2 separate regions of the Mus musculus genome follow, and region 1 is linked to region 2. Evidence: chromatin contacts called from ENCODE Hi-C or POLR2A ChIA-PET data. All regions are on one chromosome and are shown on one strand. Each heading gives the region's core, a stretch centred on a gene start or an enhancer-like site at or near the end of the contact. The rest is flanking DNA. Distances are from core to core; before and after follow the strand shown.

The links. A loop is a pair of places that touch in the nucleus more often than their neighbours do. ChIA-PET counts read pairs that join two places held with the same protein, here RNA polymerase II (POLR2A).
Region 1: a loop to region 2 is called in a map of mouse embryonic stem cell, with 2.1 times the contacts of the local background. The contact joins the enhancer-like site here to the promoter of Ascc2 in region 2. A Hi-C loop is called at or near these places in 1 of 37 maps with a recorded cell type or tissue (mouse embryonic stem cell). POLR2A ChIA-PET finds 5 or more read pairs at or near these places in 3 of 5 experiments (Patski and embryonic stem cell).

What each region holds. Positions count from the first base shown.
Region 1 is chr11:4,677,402-4,680,556 of GRCm38, reverse strand. Ascc2 (activating signal cointegrator 1 complex subunit 2) reads right to left here. Exons shown (of 20, transcript NM_029291.2): 16 at 1,212-1,305; 17 at 1,005-1,126; 18 at 375-474. Among named protein-coding and RNA genes, the nearest start is that of Gm51883, 21 kb to the left of the region's middle. Within about 2 kb of position 1,611, at least 1 of the 3 ENCODE cell types and tissues checked has a DNase peak (open chromatin) inside an H3K27ac peak, as active enhancers do.
Region 2 is chr11:4,636,215-4,639,257 of GRCm38, reverse strand. It overlaps Ascc2 (activating signal cointegrator 1 complex subunit 2), which reads right to left and starts at 1,508. Exons shown (of 20, transcript NM_029291.2): 1 at 1,436-1,508.

The DNA.
Region 1 (3,155 bases), core at 362-2,861, 41 kb before region 2:
AAAACTGATTTTTCAGACCTACAGGATCTAGCTGGCTCCCAAGTCTCAGGCCTCTAAGTCTTTTCAGATTTTTAAGATCTGCCATCTGGGCTCCTCAGTCAACAGTGGCCCTTCCCTTCCCTAGACTGTAACGGGTAATGAACTCAGCTGCTCAGACCCAGTCTCTAATTTGTCCCTGGAGAGCCCCCTGGGCAGTGGAGGTGAGATCAAAGCCAGCAGCTCTCGGAATGGTCTGTACTTAAAAGCACCTCCCCAATCCAGCAGTTGTGCTAGGACGCTCCAGGGTCAGAGGCAGGGAGAGCCAGAGGGAGGCAGAGCTTCCCCTCTGCTCTTCACACTGCACTTCTTTTATCTGCCACCTGCCTAGGACATACCTTGGGGGCCTCCTCTTCCACCTCATCCTCTTCATCCCACTCCTCCTCCTGCACTTCGCCAGGCATTTTGGTTCTCAGCACCTGAGGGATGGTGAAGGGCCTGAGGGTTGGAAGAGAGAAAGAGAGAGATCAAAGACTGAGTCTACTTGGAGAGTGGCCTCCTGCCTCAGGGAGAAGGCTGGGGAGGCCCTGCTCGGGAAGCCAGGGACCCCACAGGGCTTTTAAAGCAGGCTTCTCTTTAGTTCCCAGATTCTTTAAAGAAAGGTCCCATGGTCTGTGTGGAGAGAGCAGGAGGAGCTGAGCTTGAGCCCTAGGGATCTCCAGTGTTTTTTGTTCATCAGGGAAGCCCTGCTTTCATTAGCAATGGGGGAATCTCTACAAGATTCTGCTGAGGAAAATGTTCTGTACTTGGGAAAAACATGCAAAATGACTTGCCAAGACCAAATAAATGCTTCCTGTGGGCTTCAGTGTGGGCGGAGTTGAAGGAGCTTGTGTGTGTGTGTGTGAGTATGTGTGTGGCACTGGGTGTGTGTGAGTGTGTGTGTGGCACTGGGTGTGTGTGTGTGAGTGTGTATAGTGGGGGTGGCGGTGGGAGTGGGAAGCCCGGCTGCCTGCGGCTTGGGCGCTCACCTGCGGCTGATGAGCTCGTCATCAGAGTCTGCATCGTTGGCGCCCACCTGGTTGCCATCGTATGTGTCGTCATACTCGTCCTCATAGTCATCAGCCTGGTATTCTCCTGGCTGCAGGGGGACCTACAACAGTACCCTCGGGGGTCAGAGAAGGGGGCAGACCGCTGATTTCCCACGCCCAGACAGAGGCCCAGGCTGGGCAGCCTACCTCCTCTACCACCACGCTGTACTTCTGGTAGCGCTGCCACTGTGCCACCACAGCCTGCTTGTCATTCACCAGGCTCCTCACGTTCTCCTCCTTCCTGGAGCCAAGGACAGCCGGGAAAGAGGGAGACAGTATCGGGTCAGGAAGGCTGTGGGGCGGGGGGTGGGGTAGGGCTAAAGGCCCAGAGAGAGGCTGAGTTCGCTTCTTTATATCTTAGGTCATGCTGAGGCTACATGCAGTTTTGTACTAAGCCCACCAGGAAAGGCCCAAGGTCTCTTGGGCAAGGCCAAAGGGGGTCTGCCTTCCTCCTCTCACCCCCTCACTATGGCAGCTCCTGAATTTCTGGTCTACAGTGCCAGTTTCCAAGTAAGAGCACCGTGGGAGGAGGAAAGTCTGCTGGTCCAACTGCCACTGTAAGTGAAGACAGATGGGTGCAGCCGAGGGGGAAGGGACACACTTGGCTCACACTGAACTGTACATCAGTGTCAGCAGGGGCTCGGGTCTCCACTGTGGCTTTGCAAACCTGTAGAAAAAACTTGGTTTGCCAGCCATGTACACAGGCCTGTGGAATGTGGTTTTTGGCCCTGCAGGGGAAAATCAATTAGAGATGCCAAGCAAGAGATTCAGCTTAGCAATGAGATCTGGTCTCTGGATCAAGAGGAGAGGGTCCAACAAAAAAAACAAGACACAGATTCTGCACAGACCTTCTAATAACTGGCTCTGGGTGGGTGGCAGGAATCTGAGTCTGTAGGAGCCTGAGACACGGTGGGATTGTAGCCTCAGTATGGTCAGTAAAGCTTTGATGCCCCATGACAATCTTTATTAAAGGCCTACTATATGCTAGGTAGCATTCTAAGACTGAGAAGGGAGGAGATTTAGAAATGGGTCAGACATATATCTGTACTCAGAGTGGAGTTGTGGGTGAAAGGCACAAAATATGCTGAATGGAGGTAGGTGTACCATGTGAAAGAGACAGAAGTGAGCCCTGACTGGTGCCCAGCATGGGTCTGGGGGCAGAAGTGAGGAAACTCTATGACAAGTGGGTATTTGATTGTACCAGGAGCCCCACAAGGGGACAGAAAGGATGCTGTATTTGGTTTAGATCTGAGAAAAACCTTAGGTAAACAGGAATCTTAGCTGGCAATAGTGACTCATGGCTATAATCTTAGCATTATAGATGCTGAGGCAGGAGAACTGCCAAGAGTTAAAGGCCAACTTAGGCTACAGAGATCCCTATTTCAAATACAAAATCCAAAGTTGGGCATGGTGGCACATGCCTGTGATCGCAGAGAGGAAGAAGCGAGAGGATCAGGGGTTCAAGGTCATGCACAGCCACACAGCTACACATCAGCTACAGACCAGCTTAGGCTACGTGAGCCCTTGTCTTTTTTTTTTTTTTAAAGATTTATTTATTATATGTAAGTACACTGTAGCTGTCTTCAGACACACCAGAAGAGGGCATCAGATCTCATTATGGATGGTTGAGAGCCACCATGTGGTTGCTGGGATTTGAACTCTGGACCTTTGGAAGAGCAGTCGGGTGCTTTTACCCACTGAGCCATCTCACCAGCCCAAGCCCTTGTCTTAAAACTACTAAACACCAACCATCCAACCACTCCAGGAATCTTTTCCAACCACCAGGATTGGGACTGTGGATCTGTGACAATGGCCTTGGCACTGTACCTGGCTCTCTTTGCCAGGTTGGGAAAGGGGTAAAAAAATGAAAGGGCTCTAAGCTTATCCAGGTAGCTGGCGAGAACAGTCATGCATCCTGAGAGACCAGATTCTGTGCTGGGCCAGGGACCAACTAAGAACCAGAGGTTTCCCCGTCAACTTCTGATTTCTCTCACCCCAGTAGTCTCTAGTTATCTGGCTCTCTGCAGGGCCAGATGTGGAAGCCACCCTCTGTGGACACGCCCTGCACCCTGGGAGGCAACAGGCAGCAGA
Region 2 (3,043 bases), core at 259-2,758:
ACAACTCCAACTCCCGAGGTTGACCTTTGACTCCACACATATGCATTTGTACCCACATGTATGTGAACCCGGGATACAAAACCAAATGAGCAGAGCAGCTCGTCAGTGTTCCCACCCAGTGTTCTCTTTTTTTAAAATAACACCTTGGCCTTATCCACAGGAAGGACATGTGTATTGGGCCAGCCATGCAATGGAGATCAACGAACCCTTTCAAAAGGCATGCCAGCAAAAGAGCATATGACACACATGAATACATCAAGGCTAGGAGGAGGAAGTCACTATGTCCTCACAGACAAGCTGAGGATATGACCAGCTATTTCTTACCAGGTGATATAAAACATATTGACAAGTCAATATGTCTGGCCCAGCCCTGGCAATATAAGACATATTGATAAGACAAGAGCAGCATGTTTGTTAGATACTGAGTGCTCTTCTAAGTGCTTTTCTTGGCATTAACATAATTTTGTTTTCAAATACTAGGAAACAAGGTCTTGCCATATAAACTGGCTCTTAACTGTAGCAATCTCCTGCCTCAGTGTCCTGAGTGCTGGTATACACTACTATATGCAACATCACACACCACTCTTTCCTCGCATTCATTCATATATATATACATATATATATATATGAATCAATTAATTAATTAATTTTGTTACATCGTAGACAGGGTCTCATGTAGCCTAAGCTGTTTTTGAACCAATCTTTCTGACTCAACCTCCTGAGTGCTGAGATTACAAGTATGTGTCATCACATCTGACTCTAGATGCTTCAGTCCCAACTATGTACGCAGGCACTAGACTTTGAGTTTTAAAAGGACCAGGACCGGTGTGCACCACTCTACAGTCTATGCTGGGCAAAGCAGCAGAGGCCAATCAATAGTTAACTGTTTCCGGGTGGACGGGTGGAGGGTCGTGATATAATCAACAGTTGTAATATGCCAGAGAGCATCTCGGAGCTACTGTTGCTTTAGTTTCTCTATCAGAAAACCTTCTCTGGTCTTCTCCCTGTAGTCTCTCTCCTTGTTACTCACTGTCATATCTTTAATGTGTAACTGTCTCCTTCCTCTAGACTGTAAGCTTCACGAGAGCAGAGCCTCGTCTGTCCTGCTCTTTGTACCCTCTGCGCCTAGGTCTGTACTAGGCACGTGGCTGTCGATCAACAAATACATGCTGAACAAATGAATGAACATGGAGGAAACTGAAGCTTGGGAGAAGGTGGTGGGGACCGGGGATCGTCCCAGGTCTCTCTAGGACCAAGCCTTAAAATGAACCGGAACTCCAGGCTCTGGTTCTCCAAGTGGGGGGAATCACAGCGGCTGGGGCAGTGTAAGCCTGGCTCCGCCGCGAAGCCCGTGGGCTGGAGGGTGCCGAGGGCGCCCGAAGCACGGTCCTGGCTCCTCCCGAGCACCACCGGTGGGGCCCCGGCACGTACTTACCTCCCCGGCTCCACACCCGAGATGTTCAGCTGCAAAACACCACAGCTTCCACAGATCCAGCACTTCCGGGGTCAAACTGCGATTCCGTAGGCGCAGAAAGGAAGCCAACCTGCTCTGCCTGGCCCCGCCCCCGGCGCCAACTGTGGAGGTGGGGAATGCCACGGCCACGCCCCACAGAGACGACCCCGCCCCCTGGAGGCGCAGGAATTTGACCCTGACCACTCCCTCTTGGTGGCCACCCTCCTGGGTTAAGGCAATCCAGTTTGGGAAGCTCTCAGAAATCCAGGCTTCCACCCTACTCAGTTACCAGTTTTCAAATTTAATCCAGAGAAGTTTGAACGAGTCAAAATCACAAATGTGACGTTGAGAGAGCAGAGGAAGGCAGATGAGCTCGTATAGTTCACTTACCGAACGCTCTAAAACAGTTAAAAATGTGTAGTTATGGCTTTTGATGGTGGTTACTTCTTAGGTTAGTAAACAGGAAGATCCCACAAATGAAAATGGAGGTCTTCATCTTGGCGGTGGCCACATACACAGACGGACAGATGGGTTTACTTAGGCAGACTTAGCAAATTGTACACTTAAGATTTGTCCATGTATTTAGCCGGGTACACTGTAGGCAAGCTGACCCAAAACTCACTGTGTAACTCAGTATAGCTTGGAACTGATGACTATCCTCCTGCTTCAGCCTCGCAGATGCTGGAGTTAAAAGTGTCTACCACATGTTGTTTAAATCAGAAAGGCTGAGTATAGCTATTTTAAGAACAGGATACATTTTTTCCAAAGAAATGTCTCAGATGGTGAAGAGCTAGTGGCTCCCAAGGCTGGATAAGGATCATCACAGAAAACTAGTGGGTAATAGCCAGCTGCTGCTGCTGGTGCAGCCTGTAATTCTAGCCCTTGGGAGGCTGAGGAATGACTGAGGGTTCCAGGACAGCCAGGGCTATACTGTGGAAGGGCTCACATTGTCAGGAAAACAAGCAAATAGTTGTGAAGTAATGGGAGAGATGTTAAGCGGCTGAATTAGTGGGTAGATGGGCTCTAAACCAGAAATGGGAGGAGTGTGCTAATTGGTTATATTTCACCACGAAAAAAGTTCTCACAGACTTTGCAGCTTATTACAAAACAGCCCACATTTTCTTTGATTAAGAATCTAAACCTGACTGGGTGGTGGTGGCACAGGACTTTAATCCCAGCACTAGGGAGGCAGAGGCAGGCTTATCTCTGTGAGTTCAAGGCTAGCCTGGTCTACAAAGTTAGTTCCAGAACAGCCAGGGCTGTTACACAGAAACTCTGTTTTGAAAAACAATAAATAAACAACGGATCTAGGCATGACTTAGCAAGTCCTGTTTACATCTGAGTGTCCCACAAGACTTCAATCAAGGTATCAGCCAGGGTTGGAGTCCCAGCTGAAGGTCCAAAAAGAATTTGCTTCCAAATTCACAAACCATGTCCTGTCTGTCTGTCTGTCTGTCTGTCTCTGTCTCTGTCTCTTTCTCTCTGTTTCTCTCTGTCTGTCTGTCTATCTCTCTGCCTGCCTGTCTGTCTGTCTGTCTCTCTGACAGTGTTTCTCTGTGTAACTCTGGCCCTCCTGGAACTAATAGTAAA